Linked DNA regions of Mus musculus: region 2 is linked to region 1. A link is a loop called in an ENCODE intact Hi-C map of the cell type or tissue named here. Cell type or tissue: left cerebral cortex. All regions are shown on one strand. Each heading gives the region's core, and the rest is flanking DNA. Links, peaks and the distances in the headings are about the cores only. Region 1 holds the start of 1700048F04Rik (RIKEN cDNA 1700048F04 gene). Region 2 holds the start of Gm40327 (a long non-coding RNA gene).

The links. Peaks named below come from ENCODE experiments on the same cell type or tissue, not always from the same donor. Only the 100,000 strongest peaks of a DNase experiment are listed, where the experiment ranks them.
Region 2: a loop joins it to region 1, with 5 times the contacts of the local background. A loop is called at or near these places in 2 of 42 quality-filtered maps.

What each region holds. Positions count from the first base shown.
Region 1 is chr5:125,924,765-125,936,377 of GRCm38, forward strand. 1700048F04Rik (RIKEN cDNA 1700048F04 gene) reads left to right here and starts at 4,005. Exons shown (of 2, transcript NR_166411.1): 1 at 4,005-4,322. It overlaps Gm32986 (a long non-coding RNA gene), which reads right to left and starts at 2,035. Exons shown (of 3, transcript XR_377070.2): 1 at 1,163-2,035. In left cerebral cortex, for the core only: no CTCF peak of the experiment used is centred there; DNase peaks (open chromatin) are centred at 2,420, 6,036, 6,928, 9,153 and 1 more place; H3K27ac peaks cover 2,632 bases.
Region 2 is chr5:125,830,390-125,842,002 of GRCm38, forward strand. Gm40327 (a long non-coding RNA gene) reads right to left here and starts at 7,516. Exons shown (of 3, transcript XR_868522.2): 1 at 7,378-7,516; 2 at 2,689-2,780. In left cerebral cortex, for the core only: a CTCF peak has its summit at 2,716; DNase peaks (open chromatin) are centred at 1,919, 2,759, 5,701, 6,037 and 1 more place; H3K27ac peaks cover 2,235 bases.

The DNA.
Region 1 (11,613 bases), core at 2,235-10,234:
GCTGAGCGACCTCTCCAGCCCCCCTATTTTAAGTGGCTTATCATGATTTTATACCATCATGCTGTTTGGGGGTCTTTTCTGCTTTTTCAAGCAGGAGATAGTATTCTGGAAGCCCTTCTTGTTCTTCTTGTTGTTGGCTGCTGATTTGGCTCTTATTTACCTCTCTTGAGTGGTCCAAATTCAAGTCCAAAGCTTCTGAAATGTACCTCAGAGACATCTCATTTGTGCGTCAGAAAGAGTTCTGTGTTGGTTGTTGTGGATGAGTGGGTACGTCTGAGCTATGGCACAACTCCGGATCCATGATCAACAGCATGAGACCAACCCAGGAAACAAGTGCAACGATTGTTTATACTTATTTTTATTCTCTCTCCCTCCCTCCCTCCCTCCCTCCCTCCCTCCCTCCCTCCCTCCCTCCCTCCCTCCCTCCCTCCCTTCCTTCCTTCTGTGACAGGATCTCTGGAAGCCCAGACTGGCCTTGAGCTTATTATATAATCAAAGATGTATAGTCTTGAACTCTGGGCCCTCTGCATTCACCTCCTGAGTGCTGAATCTACAGGTGTGTTGAGCACACCTGGCTTATGAAGTGATGGGGAAGGAACCCAGAGCATCTTTCATGCTGGACAGCACCGGACCAGCTGAGCACCATGCCCAGCCCTGTGTGTACTTTCTGAGTTTTTGATGTACATTGCTAGGGGAGCTCTCAGAGATTGTCAAATCCCCAGCAGCAAATGTGATTTTCTGTCTCTTTCTAGCTATTTCAGTTTAAGATATTCTTGTTGAAAGTGCTTTGTATCTTAATTGTGGTGGCTTTCTCATATACACATACAATAATAATATCAACTCCTACACCCATGCACATATGATGACTTAGGATGCAATTCATAATAATTTTTTAAAAAAGAAAACATGAGGTTGGGAAAGAGATTAAGTGGGGGGAGTCACTAGAGCATTTGGAGGGAGGTGGCAGAGAGTGAATATCATGAAACTGTACTGTGTACATGGATAAAGGCTTCAAGGAATCAATACAAACATTATTTTTAAAAAAGATCCATGTATTAAAGGAGATAGAATTTTGTACCTAGTGTGTTCTCAGGGTTTGTAAGTATGCTTTACTGAATTGGTAAAAAAAAAAAAAAAAAAAAAAAAACTCAGGCTGGCTCACCCTGGTAGATGCCTCTTCTTGAAACTGGACAGGAAGCAGGATCCAAGGCGCAGGCAGATGGTTCTGTTGATGTGTGAAATCGTCCTTGGTTGGGGCCCCAACTCTGTCACTTTTTCCACATGCGACACTCATTCAGTGCTGTCTCTGTTTCCATGGTTGCACACTGAGGGGTCCTCGGTGTTGGCATGACCGGATTCCTCCTTCTACAGTGCACTTGGTAATGGGGAAGAGTGGGGAATGTGGTTGAGGCCCTGCTCGTGGGGAGAGTAATTTTCAGAGGAAGAAAAAGACAGCAGATCCATAAATAGGAGGGAAGCATCAATCTGTTCTATGGGCTGTAAAGATGAAACAAAACCAGTTTTGTGAGCTTGGAAGCTTCTTTGGCTAAGCGGTAGGCAAGATATCTCTGGAAAAAGGATCTAGGTTAGAGATGTGAAGGGCAGGAAGACATCTGTTGTGCCAACCCAGGAAGTACAGATTCTTGCAGAGAACCTAAGGTGGAAAAGGAGGAGGCATGTTTGTTGGGGAGGGGGCAGATTTGTAGTCCTGGAAAAATAGAAAGTTACACATGGACGTGAGCAGGACTCCCACATGAGCTGGCTTTGGATATCACCCTACGAGTTCTTCACTGGGTGTCACAAGCTTCTCTGTTATTGTGATAAGACTAACCAGGAGCAACTCAAGGAAGGAAGGAGTCTTTCTTCTTACTCTTTATATCCCATCATTGAAGTGGCTCATCCAAGTGCATGCTGAGAGCAGAACTCTGGTCATTTGGAAGAGCAGTAAGCTCTCTTAGGACCTGAGCTATCTCTCCAGCATTCCAGCTGATGCACTCATGTCCTTTGAGACTACCTTCTTCTCTGGGATGTGGCAAGGTCATCCTCTGGTAACTTTCTTGGGTTTTCTTACGTATTTCCTAGCATATTTCAGATAGTATTTTGAATTCTGGCCTGCTTTTTTTTTTTTCTTTTTTTTTTTCAATTGCTCAGTTCCTGACCGGGATGATGCTTTTGCTCGATTTGGAAATTGTTCATTTGAACGCACATCGCCTCAATTATTTGCCATTCTTCAACTGTCTTGTACAACTCCTGGGGTATTTCAGGAGGCAGTAAACTTAGCAACAGCATTCGGTAGCTGAAAAGACTTCCTTGTGTTCTTTCTTATTCAGGTGGTTGCTCCTCTGTGATCCACTCCTTGTTGTGGCCAGGCACAGTTCTGTCTGGAGAGGCCTCACAAACATGCCTTCCTCTGTGGGAATCCACGGAGTCCCTTCTCATTCAGAATCCAGTCCAGGTCTTTGTGAGTGACAAGAATGTTGTTTGGATTGGAACAGAACCAATGTTCATATTGGTTCCAAACCTTCATATTTTCCCTTAAAGTTTCCATCCAAGTAGACATTATTTTTAGACTTTCCCTGTGCGTTTGCAATTATTTTATTTTATATATGTGTGTGTTTTGTCTGTCCATAGGACTGTGCACCACTTGCATGCTGCTGGGTGCCCTCAGAGTCTGACAGAGTGTGTACATCCCCATAGGACCAGAGTTACAGATGGTTGTGAACTTTCATGTGGGTGCTGGGACTCAAGTCTGGGTCCTCTGGAAGGGCAACCAGTGCTCTAACCACTGGGCCACCTCTCTAGCCATTCCCTGAGCTTTTTTCATGCACAATATGCATTAGATTAGGCAGTTCTCCATTCTTCTTGACAGCATTTATTATATTTTGGTTCAAGCATTTGGTATTTGGGGGGTTTTACTTGGCTATCTGGTGATGATAATCACCCTTAGATATCAGCTTAGACCATGTTCTAAGGGCTGTTCTAATTATTGTTTAAGATGGTCTGTTTTATCCTCAGTGGAAGAGGTAGACCTGGTCAGGCTTGTAACTCTTGCTGCTAAGGTTAAAGGTCATGAGACCCAGAGGTCAGGGAGACAGGAGCAAAATGGTGTGCTCTGGACCTAACAGGACCACTGCGACCTTGAACTCTCAGCAGCCATGGTGGTTAAGGCCTGAACACAGCCAAGCCAGTCAACATTTCAGCATGGAATCGATCAGCATGTGTGGGGGGTGGAGGTGGGCAAGGGGGGGGGGCTCCAAGATCTCATCCTAGGCTGAGGAGTTACTGAACCTTGAAGGCCACTTGTGGAGAAGTCAGTTCTCCACAGGGATGCGGCCCCTGGTATGTTGATCCCGCACCAGTGGATGGCCGCTTACTCATGCACAGGTGGCAAAGCATGAATTTGAACCAAGGGTTATTAAAATAAAGTCATGGAAGTGGGAGGAAGATGGGTGTGAAGAGGTCTGTGAGGCGATTCAGGGAGAAGCAGGATGAACACAATCAGGATTCGTTGTAACCATATGTGAAATTCTCAAAGGATAAATAAAAATATATTTACAAAACTTTTCACGTAGCGAAAGAGCTGAACCGCGCGGTAGGTCCTTCAGGCTGCCTGTGCTTCCGGATACAGGTTGAGTTCGTTGTGGGCTTATTCTGTTACTCAAGTAGAAATCTTTTGGCCAGCTCTTGTCTCATCTCAATGATAAATGTAAAAAAAAAAAAATCACTCTATCTCTCAAGAGAACCAGAACCCCATAGAGTTGGCTGTTGTCCTCAGCCAATCCCAATCGCTTGGCTCCTACAGGATGAGTTGGATACAATGAGATAAGGTGGTTTGTATGACCCTACAGATTACCTTCTGGTTGCTACCTCCCTCCAGGGGCTTCCATAGACCACACAGTTCCTTTTGTGATGGAACCCAACCAGCACCTGGCAACTAGTGATGACTAGGAGATGGGAATTTTGATTGGCTAGGAAAGTTCTTCCAGTCTATGTTTAAGGTGGCCAGAGATAGTCATAATGAAGTAACGGATAAATGGCTGCAATCTCCCCTACTCCTCCACCCACACCCACCCCTCCCACACCCTGCTTATTGGTTCTGTGTCTTTAGATAAATCAAATAAGGCAATAAGACGAGCCATGAGATTTTGGATATATATGTATATCAACATCAGCGAAGGATCTGGGGATGTGGCTCAGGGGTTAAGGACACTTGCTGCTCTCATAGAAGACTGGAGTTTGGTTTCCAGCACCCACATCAGGTGGCTCCTACCGTCTGTAACTCCAGATCAAGGGGACCTGATGCCTTCTTCTGGTCCCTGAAGGTATGTGGACATTTACACACACACACACACACACACACACACACACACACACACACACACACAAATGTAAGACCTAGTCACTTTTTCAAAAATGGGTCAACAAAACACAACATATAGCTTTCAAACATCACTGTATAAGAGTGAGGAAAGCAGTTTTGTAATACAGATGGACAAGTCTTTTGTTAAACAAAGATTTACCAAAAGAAACAGACATAAATTGCTGATAGCACCTGCCTTGGGCCCACAATGAGGCTGGTCTTGGTGGGCAGAAGTGAGAGAGCAAGGTGTGATTCCCTTTACTACCATGGCTACCCAGATTAGGTATAAATATTGCCTTTGGCTGTCGTCTGTCTTGAAAAACTAAAGGAATCAAGTTCAGAAAGCAATAGAAAGTGAGGAAGACAGTCACAGTGTACCTGGGTCCCATCCTCCTGTCTGTGATCCGTGCTGTAATAAAACAGAAGGCAAGGTGGATATAATTGGTCCCTAAGATGTGTTTATAAGATCCCCCTTCACAGATCAGTTGATTGCCCCCTCACCAGTACCTTAGGGCAAGCCCACAAACACTCTCCATAGCTGATTTTTCAAATAAGGATGAACAGGTCATGTATTGGAACATGGAGATGAGCCCTGGCACACAGCCCCACAGGCACATGAGTAAGCAGAATATCTGAGGCCAACATTAAGGAAGGAATGTGACCAGGACAGGACAAGGGTTGCCTCAGTAAAGTAATCTTGGGACACCAAACACATACCCCCCCAACACACACACACACCCCACACACACACCATGAATAGATCTGAAGTCAGACCTTTTTTTTTTTTTTTTTTTTTTGGTTTTTCAAGACAGGGTTTCTCTGTGTAGCCCTGGCTGTCCTGAAACTCACTCTGTAGACTAGGCTGGCCTCAAACTCAGAAATCTGCCTGCCTCTGCCTCCCAAGTGCTGGGATTAAAGGAGTGCACCACCACTGTCCAGCCTGAAGTCAGACCTTTAATTGTGTTTCTTCAACATGGCTGGACAACACACAGACACACACAAAGACACACACACACACAGACACACACACACACACACACACACACACACACACACACACCCTAAGGTGGATCTTAGCATCTTTCCTCGCCCTGCCATGTTGGTAGTGCAGACAAAATCATGTATTAATGATGCATACATATTTAGAACATTAAAGCAAGCCTTCATGGTGAGCATGGAAGCAGAGCTGGGTGTCTGCTAACTTCACTTAAGTTTTTCTAGTGAGATCATTTATTTTTGGTTACCATGGTGACAAATTAAAATGAGCTGTACCATGAGACTATATATGCTGTATATAAAAATATACAACCTAAATTAAATGTATATAAAATATTATGGGTACTCCATATATTCCCCCAAAGTATAAAAATAACACACTATAGTATTTTATACTATGTTATCTTCTATAGGTTATATTATTTGCTCAACAGTCCTTCTATTTCCATTTATTTCATAAAATACTATAAAATAATGTAACACACACACACACATGCAATATATGCACAATTCAGAATAGAGGACAGATCATACCGCCTCCCAGGGCTGATGTCTGACACCCTGGCTTTTCCCTGTCCCTCTGATGTGCTCTCACCTGTTTTATTACAACTGTTTCTATTTCTGCTCTCCCTAGACACCAGTGTAGAGGGCTCTGGTAATTAGTAGGCTGTCTGTCACCATTCTCTATCCTTAGCTTGCAACTTCATCCAACCGAGTTCAGAAGTTCGGTTTTGACTTAGCTGCAAATGACTCCTGTAGTCCTGAGAGTCTGAAACCAAGCTCTGCAGGCAGTAAGGAGAAGAGTCAGGGCTTCCACACGAGTGTCAGGCTTTATACCCTCAAGGCAGCTCCCCCAGACACATGTACACTCTTTATTTCTGTTGTTCTTCTCTGCCACCCATCCCTGAGGATACCTGCCTGTCAATAGGATATGCAGAGCTCTCCGTATTTGATTGTTTGAATGTCGAGGAAGAACCAAGTTCAAACAAAGGCAGCGTGTTTACAGACAGACTCAAGTAAACAAGTATCCTGGTGTGTGTGTGTGTGTGTGTGTGTGTGTGTGTGTGTGTGTGTGTGTGTGTATTAAGTATAAGCAACACTGATACATTTAAAGTTGTGTGCATATACAGAGAGAAATGAATGATGTGTGCACATATTCATACGTGAAAATAAAACAGATATTAAAGAAGAGATGTGGCAAAGATGGCAAACTAGTTCAATGGGTAGAGTGCCTGTCTAGCATCCATATAGTCCTGGGTTCAATTCCCAATACCGGCATAAACCAGGGATAATGACGAAAACCTGTAATTCTAGCACTTGGAAAGACCAATGAAAGGAGCCGAAGTCCAAGATCATCTTTGGATTTACAACAAGTTCATGGCCAGCATGGGAAATAGAAACTATGTCCCTGTCTTTAAAAATGAGGGTAGGGAGAGTAAGTATTAGCTCCAAGCCTCCCCCATGCTGTGGCTAAGCTGTCCTGGCATTTTACATTCAGATCCTATGATGTTAGCTCACTCTATATGCTGTTCTAGGCATAGACTGTCACCCACTTAAATAGCTCAGATGCTGCTGGCAGAAAATGCACGATCTTGACAGATGCCGAGAGTCGAGCCCTGCAGCTAGCTGTGTTAGTGATTCAGAGCCTTGGGACTTAAGGACTTGCTGGCAAATTGACACTTCCAAGTTGATATTTAGAGCCAAACAGAAGCGCCTAATAGCTAATAGCAGTCTTTTAAATTTGCCTCATGGAAATATCCCTTGGGGGCATCAGATGTTCCTCGGTGGAGAAGAGGTAATATTATTGGCTAATGAGTAAGGTGTGTGTTCTAAGGAGTCAGAGGGCAGTAAGATGTCTGGTGATATCAGTTCTGGGGTCTTCATTCCTGTGGGCTGTGTTACTGTTTCTTGTGCCTGGGACCGAATATCTGACAAGGAATCAATTAAGGAAAGAAGGGTTTACTTTGTATTATAATGCAAGGGCACAGATCATCTTTGTGGGGATGACATGGCAGCTTAGGTGTGGGGCATTTGGCCATGTTCCACCCACAGTTAGGAAGCAGAGTCGCAACTGAGGGATTGCCTCCATTAGATTGACCTGTGGGGAAGACTGTGGGGGTACTGTCTTAAATAATGATTGCTGTGGGAGGGCCCAGTTCACTGTGGGTGGTGCCATCCCTGCGCAGGTGGTCCTGGGTGATGAAAGAAAGCAGGCTGAGCAAGTGATGGAGAGCAAGCCAGTAAATACTGATACTTCATGGCCTCTGCTTCAGTTCCTGCCTTGAGTTCCTGGCCTGACTTCTTTCCATAGTAGACTCTGTAAGTCAAACGAACCCTTTCCTCCCCAGGCTGATTTTAGTCAGGGTTCTTGTCTCAGCAGCAGAGATGCAAACCTGGCCACTCCTTCAGAGGTACACCCCGAGACCTTTGTCTCCTAGGTGGCTCTAGAGCTCCTCTAGTTGGCCATGGTTCAGTATTAACCATGACAGGAGTCTACCACAAGAGACAGATATGAGCCAACATTGGTTGGCTTGTGCCTGCTGCTATGGTAGCAATGTGAAATTGCTAGTGTCTGGCCATTTTGACTAGAAGGGGCTTAGAGTGGACTCAAGTAAAGGGAATGCCCTCAGTAACCAGTCTTGATCCCACCACAGGCCAAATGACTAGAATTCCCTGGTGGGAAAGCAAGACTATCATTAAGAAATTCTATTATTATTATTAGCTATTTTGTTTTAAGTGTTTTTTATCTATTTAATTTTTTAGTGTAGTGCAAATATTTAAGAGTGGGTATATGCTCTGACACTTTAAGTATACCACACTTGCATGTATTCATCATGTTATAGAGCAGAACTCACCTTCTTTCTCCTTCATGACATGAGGTCTTATGTAGCCCAGGCTGGCCTTGAAATTGCAGTGAAGACAAGGATGGCCTGTCCCTCCTTGTCTTCCTGCTTTCACCTACCAAGCTTCCAGCTGTTAAGATTACAGGCATGATTTATGTGGGGCTGGGGACAGAAACCAGGGTCTCTGCCCACTAGGCAAGCCCTCTGTAAGGGAGATAATCCCAGACCTGCAGAACCGAATCTTTTCGTAGAAAGGAAAGTTGCACTTGGTGAACAATGACGTCCAGTTCATCTCCAGGCCCTGGAAGCCACAATTCTTCTCTGTTCCTATGAATGTACCTGATGCTTCATCCCGGGATTGGCTTATTTTATTTAGTATTGTCTCCTCTGAGTTCATCCATAGTCTTGAAGACGGCAGTGTGACTTTCATTTTTTAAGGATACATAGTATTATATTGTATATATCCTTTTGAGTCTGTTTCAGGGTGGAAGGATTCATTCTGGTAAGAGGGATTTTTTTTATTACAATGTTTCTTATTTAATTTAAGTAGAAAAATAATGAGATCGTGTGTATTTGGGGTATTGTGTGGTAATTTGATGCAGAAAGGCTATATATAGCAAACATATCAGGGTGATTGGCAAGTTCTAAGTAAAACCTTTCTAATTCTTTTTGTTGGGAAGTGTGGAGTCTCTTTCCTCTTACAAGCTGCCCACCAAGCATACTCCCCTGCCCAGAACCATTTTCTTTATAAATCTATTATTCTATTTGCACTTACTTAAAAAAAGAAAACCAACTGGGTTGGCAATTTTTACTCCATAATATTTACCTACCCAAAGCCTGCTGTGTCTTATATTCTATCTATGCATTTCTCACATCTCCAGTACAAAGCTCGGGAAACAGGAGAGAGATGGAAAGATAAAATTGTAATTGGCTCAGTTGTGTCTCACCACGGCCCCCCTTCCTGGGCTCATCCCTCTGATGCTATCTCAGTCCTAAACACCCTCATAGGAGCCAGAAAACCAACAAAGCACATCTTCCACTTTTATTTTTATTTACTTATGATTTTATTTTTGCATATGCATGCTCCTGTGTGAGCTAGCATGTATACATGGAGGCCAGAGGTCAGCCTTGGTGTTGTTTTTATTTTAGGACCCTGGCTTTTGAGTCAGAGTTCTCACCGGTCTGAGGATCATTGATCAGATAAGCTAGGTGATTGGCGGGGTTGAAGTGCCTATCTCCAGCCTCCCTGCTCCGCAACACTAGAATTACAAGCGCACATTTGAAGGAGGCAAAGGTTCTATAGCCAAGATGGACCCTCTCTTCCTGGGAGGAATCTGTAGTTATCTTTTGAGCAGTGCATCTTTCTAATTCACCCATAAAGAAAAGGCTTGTCAGGAACAGTCTGCTGGAAACACATTTCTTAGCTGTCACCTTAATTTTATTCTTAAGACCAGAGGTAGACAGCAGAAAGTCTGGTCCAATCTAGGATAAGTGGCATTTGTGCTCAGCAAAGAGAAGAGGAGAGACAAAGCAAGTTCCCTATGATCCTGAGCCTGCTTCAATGACAGCAGCAGAAAGTGGGTCACACGCATGCTTCCCCACCCACCTGCTTTTTGCTGACCAGAAATATTAAACTCCTTTTTGTGTATGTGCTGGGGATTGAAGCCAAAACACTGCATGCTCAGCTTAGTGCACTGCCGCTGTGTTCCGCCCCAGAAAAAGAAGAGGTCTTTAAGTTATTTCTTTATAGTTCAAATATCCACTCCCATCTCTCATTACAGCGTATTGATTCTTCTGTTAGCTTATGGACCTCGCCCTCCTCTGCCAGATTTGAGGCATCCAAACAGTTGAAGCTTGTCTTCAGCTAGGGAGGGATATATCTATCTGGTTCATTGCTTTTTGGGGGAGCTGGGGAGAACTCTAGTAAACACCCATAATTCATAAGATGAGGGAAGATAGACAGCTCCTGAGAGGGAAGATGCTATGTACCCTTGTCAAGCCTTAGGTCGTTAAGACCATAAAGCTAGACATTCTATTCAAAGGAAATTATCCCACAAAGTAAGTACAAAAGCAACCCAGCAGGCCCTCTCAAAAAATGCACACCACAGCTGTGCTGATGAAGTTCTGAGACAGATGAAGAGTCCAACTTAAAAACATGTCGTCTTAGTCAGGGTTTGTCTTCCTGCACAGAACATCATGACCAAGAAGCAAGTTGGGGAGGAAAGGGTTTATTCAACTTACATTTCCACACTGCTATTTATTACTGAAGGAAGTCAGGACAGGGACTCACACAAGGGAGGAACTTGGAGGCAGGAGCTGATGCAGTGGCCATGGAGGGGTGCTGCTTCCTGGATTGTGCCCCCCTGGTTTGCTCAGCTTGCTTTCTTATAGAACCCAGGACTTCTAGGTCAGGGATGGCACCACCCACAATGGACTGGGCCCTCCCCCTTGGTCACTAACTGAGAAAATGCCTTAGGGCTGGATCTCATGGAGACCTTTCCTCAAGGGAGGCTCACTCTTCTGTGATAACTCCAGCTTGAGTCAAGTTGACACGAAAAACCAGCCAGTTACACATGTTATGGGGAATGAGTGTAATAAATTGGTGGACTCTCAGAGTGGTTGACTGATGGAGGGAAAGATTCATTTACTCAGCTGTTTTCCCCATCTCACACACAGGTTGTCAATGCATTTCAAAGACAAGTCCTTAGGAGCAGAACCCAGTACATCAGGGACTATCCCACTTGAAATCAGTTGCACTGGTCTAGAAAGAGGCTCAAAGTCTCAGCACGTGGATCAGTATAAGTGCCAGGGAAGAGAGGCTGGCATCTGCACTCATGACTAGAACTGCAGAAAACCAAAGAATGCTGAGAGTGGGAGAAAGAGTCTTCCCCAGGGAATGGCACACCAATCGGCTATTCAATACAAAATAGTCAGCCCTGAACACAAACATGAAAGTAGCATTTTACAGACTGAGAAGGTAATATTTATGTATTTAGGATTATGTGATATATATATATATAAAATCTCACATATATATGTATATATATATATTTGTGTGTATATGTATATGTGATATCACACACACACATATATACATATATATAAACACAACATTAAGAAAGAAGAATTTTTTTATTTATTTTTTTATTACATATTTTCCTCAATTACATTTCCAATGCTATCCCAAAAGTCCCCCATACCCATCCCACCACTTCCCTACCCACTCATTCCCATTTTTTTGGCCCTGGCGTTCCCCTGTAATGGGGCATATACAGTTTGCGTGTCCAATGGGCCTCTCTTTCCAGTGATGGCCGACTAGGCCATCTTTTGATACATATGCAGCTAGAGTCAAGAGCTCCGGGGTACTGGTTAGTTCATAATGTTGTTCCACCTATAGGGTTGCAGATCCCTTTA
Region 2 (11,613 bases), core at 1,383-9,382, 95 kb before region 1:
CACATGCATTAACACCATCAATTTCTCCCCATCTACCGTTTAGGTTTGCTGCTAATTTAAAACTTCTAATATGATTTCCCACTCTTTCCCCCATCCTTGCCTCCCTCTCTTTTCACCCTTTCTCCATCCCTCCAGGGAGGGACACCAGCTTTCAGTTTACAGTGTAGGAAAAGCCCAGGACTTGAAGATGCAGCTAGTCTCCTCTGTACCTCAGAGGCTGCAATCAGAACATGTCCACCACTGAAAAAGTTCTCCTGATAAAAGAACCACTCTATTCTGGGTGTAAACACAGAGGCAGGTGGGGCTGGAGCTGCTTCTGTGAGAGGATATACCATCCGACAGTGAGACACAAGTAGCAGAAGACGGGGCATGAAGGTTTTAATAAACCATATCCTGCCGGAGGCTGGGAAGACGGCTCAATGGTGTTCAAATCCTCTCTGTACCTTTGTAAAAAGCCAGGCATGGCTATTCAAGTCTGCAACATTGTAGGGTGGAGACGGGTAAATTGCCAAGAGCATACTGGCCAGTCAGACTAGTCAAAATGGTGGGTTGTGGTTCACTGAGAGACAGTGATGAGGAAGAGACTGGACATTCTACTCGTCTCTGCACATATGCATACATGTGTGCCCTCACACTTGGGAACAGACACTCCACTCACACGCACACATGAATCCCCCAACCACACCCCCGTGAAACCTTGAGTTCAGCAGATCTATGACCTATGTGACTCCAAGTATGAAACATGAAGGTTTATATTCTCATTGTCTCGTAAACCCTGTTTTCTGTCAGTTTACAAACTGGAGAAGGTAAACCGATGATTTTCCAGACTCAGGATGGGGTGTCACGACTTTTGGTCTTTCTGGAATAGCATCCATCTCTCAGCAGAGGGACTTTCCAACTTACCCCTCAGGACGATAAGGATCCATTTGAGGGTTTTAACTGGGTGACTGGCATGCTTAGTTTTCTATTTGAGAAATAGACTGGCCAGAATGTACAACATCGTTCAGTTACAAAATGAACACACACCAGAGCCCGGGAACAGTGAGCTGACAGTGATTGTCACTGGGGTTTTGTGTATGTGGAATATGTCAAGGGAGTGGATCTCAGAGAAACAGAGACACAGGGAGACCGAATGAGGTGATAGATGGGCTTGATCTTAGAAATGTCTGTCCAATGTATAATTTGATCAGAACACTACACCTCATACCTCAAATGTATACAGCTTCCATTTGTCAAGCACACTTGATACATCTCAAAAGACAAGGTGACAGAGAGTTGCGACAGAAAGTTCTGGAAGGGGCTAGAGAGAAAGCCTAGCAGGTAAGCACTTGCTACCCCCCCCCAAAACTTACATAAACGCCACGTGGATGTGGAGAGTATCCTGTAATTCCACCCCAGAAGGCAGAGGCAGGATGCCCAGAGCAAGATGTCTAGAAAAACGACCCATACCAAGGAGCTTTGCCTGTGAGACATCCTGCCTCAGTGAACAAGATAGACAAGACATTAGGGACATTTCCTGAATCCACTTTGGGCTTCCACATGTGTGTGCATGCACATGTAGAGGAAAAACACACACACACACACACTGAAAAGAAGGAAGTTCTGGAAGAGGTAAGCCCAGACAGGATGGCTGCTAAAATCAGAAATAACAAACTGTGTTGGAGCTCACTATAGAGGAAGAGGGGGACCAGAGGGAGAGTTAGGAGTGTGTTTGTCTGTTCATACCAAAGCATGAAGAGACATAAAACCAATGCCACCTGCTCCAGGATCTCGAAGCCACAGCTGTAGCCGAGGTACTGTTGGTAATTGATGGTCGCTCTGTGTGTGTGTGTGTGTGTGTGTGTGTGTGTGTGTGTGTGTAGTCACTTTTTGGGGTCAATGTGACCACAAGCTCATGCTCATCAGTTTGTGATTCCTCCGAAAGCACTCTGGGGCCCATCTTAAGTCATCATAGCTCTCAGTGCCTAAGGCTAACTGACTCCCAGAAACCAGTTCAGTAGAGCTGACTAACATCTCCTTACATCACAAGGACATTTTCTACTGTAGATATAATAAACACATATATTTTAGAATATACAGAAACTTGAAAAATGGAAATGGAAAAAAATACCTCTACCGACTTTGAATTAAAAAACACATTTATTTTAGAATTCTCTAGGATAGTTGCAATTTCCCGCATACCCTACACATGATTTCCATATATTAGCATCTTACATAATCGTATGAAAATAATTAGGAGAAATTAACCTTTGTAAAAAAAAAATCCGTTTTTCCTTCCCTGTTCCTGCTCCCTGAATGACGACTCTGAGACTATTTATTAACAAATGCCTAGGCCACAAGCTTTGGCTCCTTCCTGGACTAACTTATTTAACCCATTCAAACTATTCTAAGTCTTCTACATGGTTAGATACCTCTCTTTCATCCTCTTCCTTAGCATCTTCCTCAACATCTCCCTTAGCATCTGCCCCAGCATCTTTCCCTGAATCTCCTTTTATTCTCTTACTGCCAGTGTCTCACCTCCTATTTTTTGCCTCAGCTCATTGGTCATAGACTTTATTTTATTGACAGGTGATGCTTATAAGAGATTCTCTCTACAGACCTTGGGGCACTATTATCAACTAAATGACTCATTTAAAATTTTTATTTTTGCTTATGGGTCTTTTTGTGTCTGCCACATGGCTGTAGTACCTGCAAAGGCCAGAAGAAGTCAGATCTCCCAGAGTCAGAGTCAGTTGTGAGAGTGCAAAGGGTTCTGAACAGCTGAGCCATCTCTCCAGCCCCTAAATGAAACAATTTTGTCACAGCAAGGAGAAAAATGGATGCTGTCACTATTAAACTCTTTCACACTGTAGATTCCAGCCCACACTGTATTTAGTAGTCAAGAGTCCTGTAATATATTAAAGTTTTCTTACTCCCACTTTGGAAGTACCTACCCCTGGGTTTTCCCTAGTCTGTGAAGGTTGTGAAGGCATGAGTGGCCAATTTTCCAGGCTCTTTGCTAATGGTACACCTGTTTTGGTGTACTGAGCTTCCATACCGTATCCTGCATGTCCTCGATTTCTGACGGCCCTCTTACTCTTGTGGATTCATGGCTTTGAACACTGATTTACACTTTTTTCTGGTGCAGCCATAGGGAGGTTTGGCACTAACTGATTTTGTTCAGTCTGTGCTATTTAACAGATAAAGATCCACTGAATTTTAAAATATTCATTTGAATAATTTAATTTTATATAGATAGTATTATGATCTGGTATGGAATTCAAATGTTTTGACACCAATTAATTGAATTTAGGATGTTATGTAACCTTTTAAAACCATTCTCTGGTTTTAAAATTTGGTGTGTGTGTGTGTGTGTGTGTGTGTGTGTGTGTGTGTGTGTGTGACTCATAGTGGCTAGGATATCATCAAGAAAATATGCACAGAGAAATCCCAGAATAGACAGGGGGCGACTCAGAGAGTCCCACCCAAAACTGAGGAGCTATTGGCAATTGATGGTTGCAGGGGAGAGGGCCAGTTTTCTTCATGGATTTGGCTTCTGACAGGCTGCCCATGTTCCAGTGGATGTTTGTCCCTACCCCCACACATGTAGTCAGCACTAAATGGACTCAGTGGTTTTTATAAAAACGTACATGGAATTAAGGGGGGAAAGTGGAAAAGGGGAGGAATTCAAGGGGGAGAGGATGGGGATGGATTTGCTCAAACACATTATGTGTATGTACGAAGTTCTTGAGCAAAAAATTTAAAACAAAGTAAGTAAATAAATAGATAAGTGTGTGTGCATGTGCACATGTGATAGGAGTGTGTGTGTATGTGTGTGTGTGTGTGTGTGTGTGTGTGTGTATGTGTGTGTGTATACATGTGTGCAGGTATGTAGCACCTGTGACTAGAGGAAGGCAGTCATGCAGTATCATCCTCTATGTCTCTCTGCCATTTTCCTTTGATGCAGTGTGGTGATTTGAATATCCTTGGCCCATGGGAAGTGGCACTATTAGGAGGCGTGGCCTTGTTAGAGGAAGTGTGTCATTGTGTAGGTGGGCTTTGAGGGCTCCTAGTGCTCAAACTCTGCCCAGTGAGGAAGAGAGATGCTCTTCCTAGCTGCATGTGGCTACAAGTCTCCTCCTGGTTGCCTTCAGATTAAGATATAGAATACTTAGTTCCTTCTCCAGCACCATGTTTACCTGGATGCTGCCATGCTTCCCACCATGATAATAACGGGCTGAACCCCTGAAACTGTAAGACAACCTCAATTAAACGTTTTCTTTAAAAGAGTTGCCTTGGTCATGGTGTCTCTTCACATCAATGAAACCCTATCTAAGACAGGCAGTGTCTTAGCTTGGCTTTTAATGCTTACAAGACGATTACAGTCGACATGCAAGCACAAATTAGAGATGATGAACTCATCTTGATTTCATGCTGTTTTGGTATATTTGAATGAAAGCTGGGGATTGGGAGAATTAGAGAGAGATGGGACGGAGAAAGTGAGGATGCAAAGGCCTATCAGGCTCCTGCCACTTGCTTTTGCATTCAACATTTCAGATCTAAAAACAGCCACCACCACCACCACCACCATCCAACAACAGGGCACCCATACAACGGACTCACGGAGAAGACACCAAGGGGCATTACATACTTGTAACTCACTTTCCCGCTAAAGCCTGGTGTATTGAGCCGATGGATTTTGTTGTCAAACCCTGATGATGAATCCCTAGATTGGAGCCCCTAACACCGTGATGAATGACACTGTGGTCGATAGGATAGGCATTTTTTTTTTCCTTGTAAAATCAACCCAGTAGGGAAATTACAAGGACAGCTCACATATATAAATAAAAGAATCTTTCACGCTGGCAGTTGGAATTGTTACTATATATCCCAGTTCTTTGCATTTTATCTCCATTAGTGTGTTGTTTTCAGCCCTCACTTGCTACATAGAAAACTGTGCATTTTCTACACTATCGTTTGGGGTGCACTTTGCAAGCTAAAAACTAAATCAATCCATTTCAAAGGAGTTCTCTCTGTCCTTTTTACAGAATTGAAATTAAACTATTTTCAAAAAGTATTTTGCACTTTCCTGGCTCAGTGTCATTAAGGTTTGAGTGTGAAATTTCCCCACAGGCTCAGTTGTCTCAAACTGGTGGAACTGTCTAGGAAGGTTGTGGAACCTTTGGGACTGTGCCCTAGCAGAAGTAGGTCATTGGGGCAGGAAGGAGGGAGCTGGTTGGTTCTGACCTAACTCTTGGCGGTTTAATCCACCCAAACGTGAGAAGGCCCCATGCAGGCTCTCAATGCCACAGATCAACACGCTGATGCCTGCCATGCTGTTCCTGTCATGACAGTCTGTCCTTGGTGAGTGTGTGCCCTAAACCTCTCTTCTTGTACATTGATTGTGTCAGGAGTTGACACCACCTTGACATAAAAATAAGTATTGAAAGTGTACATCTGTGTGTGTGTGTGTGTGTGTGTGTGTGTGTGTGAGAGAGAGAGAGAGAGAGAGAGAGACAGAGAGAGAGAGACTTAAAGGACTAAAAAATACTCCTAATTCAAAAATAAAGGTAAGACACTTGTCAACAGGACAGTAGCGAGTTAAGGGTGGGATGACCCTGGAGCCTCCAGAAGGCAGGAACCAGAGATGGTGGCTTTACCATGAAGGGTGTCTACTATCTGTCAACACCTTCATGACTAGGATTGGTGAGCTGCAGACTAGCCATGTGGGTGTTTGGCTGAGAAGTGCACTTTTTATAGAAACTGGAGTGTGCTCCCTTGGCTGCATTTGTTCCCTCTACTTTTATGATTTTTAGGAGAGTAAGAAATGCTTCACAAAGTTCAGTGGTATTATGCAAACTTCAGTCATGGGTCACTTTCTGTGCTGTAATTGTCTACCAGGTTTGGCTCCAAAAATTCTCCAATAGCCTTTAAAGGGTTTCTGTTTAACTCATTCTAGGCTGAACTATTTTTCTTTCCCATAAAGGTTCCATGAGATAGATACAGGTTTGTTCCTAGAGATAAGCCAGTGCCTTCAGCTTCTGGATGGGGTCCTCTGCTGAGGTTTGTCAGCAGAGCTTCAACCTCCTCCCAGCAGATATCTGTGCCTGGAAATGTATCCTTTAGGTCTACTACTCCCGTGTGCGTGTGTGTGTGTGTGTGTGTGTGTGTATGTGTTGTATCACATAGATGGCTGTCAATTTTGCCTACATTTATTTTTTACTGTGTGTATGGGTTTTTTTTTTCTTCCCGATTTAAAATTGTTCTCACATTTCATAAGAGTTTCAGCACAATCTTCATTTTTAGAGAGAGGATCTTCCAAATGCATCTTCCTCTGGTCTCAAGAGATGGAAATGCCCCATAGTTTCATGGACTGAGCTTAGGATCAGTGTGCCTACCAGAGGAGCCTCTGTGTTCTTTGAGCCCTGCCTTTGGAGGTTAAGTATGTGTTGTTTGTACTGTTTGCTCTAGCATAGAGCTTCTTTTTAGATTGTTTTCCCTGCCTCACTAGACGCCATGCATTGTAAAGTCCTTCCACAAGGAAACCGCTGGCCACATTGAACGGGGGAGAAGGGAGATTCACAGTAAAATATAAATGAAGAAAGCAGAGGTGACAGCCATGTGTGTGATACCCCCACTGCTAAGGGGGAGTGGAAACACGCAGACGGTTGCAGAACTTGCAAAATTTGGTTGGAGCTCATTCCTCCACAATGCTCACATAATTTAGCACTAAATTTTCAGATCTTTTAATGGCTATCTTTCTGTAAATTCTTCTTAATTAAGCTGTGTGAGCATGTGTATTTCTCTCTCTGTGTGTATCTCTGTCTGCATCTCTGTTTTTGTGTGTCTCTGTGTGTATGTTTCAGTGCATGTCTCTTTGTATGTGTATGTCTCTGTCTGTCTCTGTTTCTCTATTTCTCCCTCCTCCTCCTCCTCCTCCTCCTCCTCCTCCTCCTCCTCCTCCTCCTCCTCCTCCTCCTCCTCCTCCCCCCTTTCTCCCTCCCACCCCCCCCAGATGTTCAGAGACTGTCCTCAGGGACTACTGGTCATTGGTGATTTTGCCGTGACAAACTCTGAAAATAAGGATGGTCTCCTGAGGCATTCCCTGTTGCTGGCCTTTTCCATTTAGTCTTTTGAATTCTTCTTCCTCTGTTTTTACAGATTCCCTCTAGTTCGTTTTACCCCATTCCACTTCCATGCCTTGCTGTCTTATGGTGGGAGCCTCCGGAGTTTCAAACTCACGTCCTGTGTGGTGTTTTGCCTGAGAAACCACATAATCTGGAGACTTGTGTTAAATTCGGTCGTTGGACACTTAAAGTTACTACTAGTTATTAAATAGAAATTGTGTTTAAATTTAAAAATCATCTCATTTGTGTTGGTATTCTCCCACGTGCTCACCTGATACTTGTAGGTAGTGCTTCCCGGTTGACCATGGCACCACTCACTTCCGATCTCACACAGACCCTGACAAGGACTACTTCTGGTGCTGTGTGATTTCTTTTTTTTTCTCTTCCAATCAAGGTGAGGACTTGAGCCACTTCCGGTGTCACGTTGTTGGGCTCACAGCGCTTACATGATCTAGTTCCGGTTTTTCACAGGCTTCCAGCGTCTACGTTGAGCCCTTGACATGGGACATCCGCAGCGTGGCCAGAGTTCCATTGGGCTGAGCAGAGGGATCCCTAGTTTTCATTGTTTTCTCTGCCCAATGTACATGAGATTAAATTTTCAGACCCCATAGTGGCTTCTATGAACTCTGTGTTATTATGTTTTCAAATCCTCTTAGTTCTTGGCTGAGTCGCTGACAGCTGCCTCGCTCTGTAACCTAGCTGCCGTTGTTCTATTACAGCGATTTGATCGATATTTTCAGCTCTCCTAATTCCTTTTTCTGAGAAACTCAGCTTCCTTCTGTGGGTGTGGTCTCAGAAGTTGTTGGAGGTTACCTCCTAGGAGGTCTCAGACCCTTCCCTGGAGGTTCTGGGTCCCTGCAGACAAGGAACTAAGGCTTTTGCAGCAACTCCTTGGTGGCTTTTTCTTGCCTTTTGAAAAATCCGAGGACCATTCTTTCCACTGGCAGCTATTCACACACATTAAAATCTCTCTAGGATGAGAGGTCCAGCTTGCATTTTAATCCTGACATCAACAGACACCTGAGTTATCAGGATGATATTTATTGAAAGAATCAAGTATGAGTTCTGACACTCCTTTGTCTCTCTCTGGGACACATTTTCCCCCCCTTGACAGCTAAAATTTCTAAGTTTATTCAAATCCATTTTTAAAAAATCCATATTATTCTTAAATTTTTGATGGGAATGACTTTAGTTATCTATAAAGTGACCCTGCTGGTCCAAACCCCCTCTTTCCATGGCTAAAAGGAAGGAAGGCTATTTTAAAAACAGTTCTACCTAATGAAAATATAGCTTTGTTGTTGTTGTTGAATGTTATTTCTTGAGTTCGGGAATTTTTTAATACTAATAAGGGACTGACTGTTCCCCAGATGTCTCCTTGTCCCCCCTCCCCAATATTATTTTTTTTCTTGTAGACATGGGATGAATCCCTCTATGCCAATTATCAAATGTTTCTGATTCAACTTGTGGACAAAAGCAATCTAGCTTCTGTCTTTTTCTATTGGTGTTCCTTTTCAAGGAAATAAAAATACCAAAACCTGCCCGAGAATAAGGATTTTTCAAAAGTCTCATCTCCTCGTGAATTCTAATTTCCAAAGTTGACATTCATTAAGGGGAATGGATATGAGCTTGCCAGGGGCATTTGGATGTGCATTTTTCTATTTCTTGTTATACTTATTTTCCCTTTGTGACTTTAGGTGCAAGCTACCCACAGACAAAAAGAGCTATCTAAAACAAGTTCCCATCATCGCCCTCTCTATAAATTGAGATTTCTAAAGTTGAAGAGGAATGAAGTGAGTCTGCAGATGTCGTCCACATACGTCCTAGAACAAGCAGCAGGAAGAATCACATTCCACAAACACATGTATCAGATGGACCCATGAAAGTGCAGGGGTCCTGGTTAAATCTAAAATCCCTGTAAATTAGGATTTGTGTGTGTGTGTGTGTGTGTGTGTGTATCTGTGACTGTGTATGTCTAGGTGTATATGTACATGTGTGTGTTAGTTAGAGTTTTACTGCTGTAAACAGACACCATGACCAATGCAAGTCTTATAAGGACAACATTTAATTGGGGCTGCCTTACAGGTTCAGAGGTTCAGTCTATTATCACCAAGGGAGGAACATGGCAGCATCCAGGCAGGCATGATGCAGGAGGAGCTGAGAGTTCTACATCTTCATCTGAAGGCTGCTAGGAGAAGACTGGCTTCCAGGCAGCTAGGAAGAGTGACTTAAAGCCCACACCCACAGTGATACATTTCTTTCAATAAGGCCATTCCTACTCCAACAAGGCTACTACCTCCAAGTAGTGCCACTCCCTGAGCCAAGCATATTCAAACCATCAAAATGTGTTTGTGAATGTTTGTAAGTGTCTTAGTTTGGGTTTGATTGCCATAAAGAGGCACCAGGATCATGGTAACTATTGAAAACTTTGTCACTTACAGTTTCAGAGGTTTAGTCTATTATTGTCATGGCTGGAAACATGGTAGCATGCAGATAGATGCAGTGCTGGAGAAGAAGCTGAGAGTTTTACATCTTGATCCACAGGTAGCAGATGAAGACTGTGTGTCACACTGGGGACAGCTTAAGCATAGAAGACCTCAAAACCCACCCCCAGAGTGATACATTTCCTCCAACAAGTCCACACCTACTCCAACAAGGCCACACCTACTCCAACAAGGCCACACCCACTCCAACAAAGCCACACCTACTCCAACAAGGTCACACCTACTCCATCAAGGCCACACCCACTCCAACAAGGCCACACCCACTCCAACAAGGCCACACCCACTCCAAGGTCACAACTACTCCAACAAGGCCACACCTACTCCAACAAGGCCACACCTCCTAACAGTGTCACTCCTATTGGCACTATTTGTTCAGTCCCTTTAAACTTATTCATAAAACTGTTCAATGGACAAAAGGTAACTTTATTGAAGCAAATACAGAACTATTAGAAAAATAAACAGGAAGATGTATGTCTTGGTTACAGTTCTATTGCTGTGAAGAAACATCATGATCAAACCATAAGAGGAAACACTTAATTAGGGTCTTACAGGTTCAGAGGGGGAGTCCAGGACATCATGGTGGATACCATGGCAACAGGCAGGCAGACATGAATGGAGCAGTAGCTGAGGGCTCACAACCTATCCTCCAGACAAGAGAGAGAGAGAGAGAGAGAGAGAGAGAGAGAGAGAGAGAGAGAGAGAGAGAGAGAGAGAGAGAGAAAGAGAGAGAGAGAGAGAAAACCTGAGCCTGATGGGCTTTTGAAATTTCAAGGCCCAGTGACACATCTCCTTTAATAAAAACACAACTCCTAATTCTTTCTAAACAGTTCACCAACTGGAAACCAAACACATTCAAATATTTGAGCCTCTGTGGGCCACACTTATTCAAACTACTAAAGTATGTAAAAAGAAAAAGAAATCAAGTAATGAGTGTCCATCCCACTTGGTAGTATATTTTTTATCTTTACACTTTGTTTCTCGGAGGTTAGGGTTATTTGCATAACAAGTTTCTAATCAGCCATCACTCTCACAAAAGCCAAAGGCGTCCTACCTCCCCTCTTTCTATTTGATTATCCACATTGGCATCACTTATCTGTATGGAAACATATCCCTTCATCCTGATTTAGTTCAAAGCATGAGAACTATTGATGTGCAATTAATTGCTATTCATATTGGGATAAAACAGAAGCCAACATGATTGAGTCTATTGTTGCTGGGAGCTGAAGATTTCCCTTCCATTTAATAAAACATGGTAAATATGATTTTAACACAAGCCTAAAACCCCATAAAGGCCTTTCGTTTTCATATTTTCATTATTTCCAGATCATTCTGTGCTATAAACAGGAACCTAGAGGAGGAGAGCTGTGTGGAGTCACTGACACACACGCTAAACTAAGGTTTCATTTGCACAGTAAGAAGATATACCTATCCTCTGTCTCTGGGATGTTGACTCCAGGACCCACCCCTCATGATATAAAAGTCCTTAGGTCTCTTGGCTAAAATGACATTGCGTTTGCATATAATCTATGCAAAGTAACCTCTTGTATACTTTAATCATATTTATGTGTGTGTGTGCATACAGACCTGTACGTGTAAGTTCAGAGACTGGGGAAGGATATAATGTGTTGTGCTCCTTCATTCTCTGCTTCATTCCCTTGTGACAGGGTCTCTTGCTGAGCTTGGAATGAGGCTGGCTGTCAGGAAGCCACAGTCATCATCTTGTCTCTGCCCCTCCCCATCCTAAGCACTGGTGTTATAGGTGCATGTGTGACCGACCACACACTTGGCTTTACTCCTGCTCCATCTCCCCAGGCCCTCCTATATTTTAAATAATCTCTGGATTACTTTTGCACTTTAATGCAATGAAACTGCTATACAAGGGGTTGTTATTTCAGAGATGACAAGAAAAATGGTCTGTATATGTTCAGTACAGATGTGGTATTTTAAGAAGCACTTTTATTAATTCCTTGAGAACTCCATACAATATATTTTGATGGAACTTACTC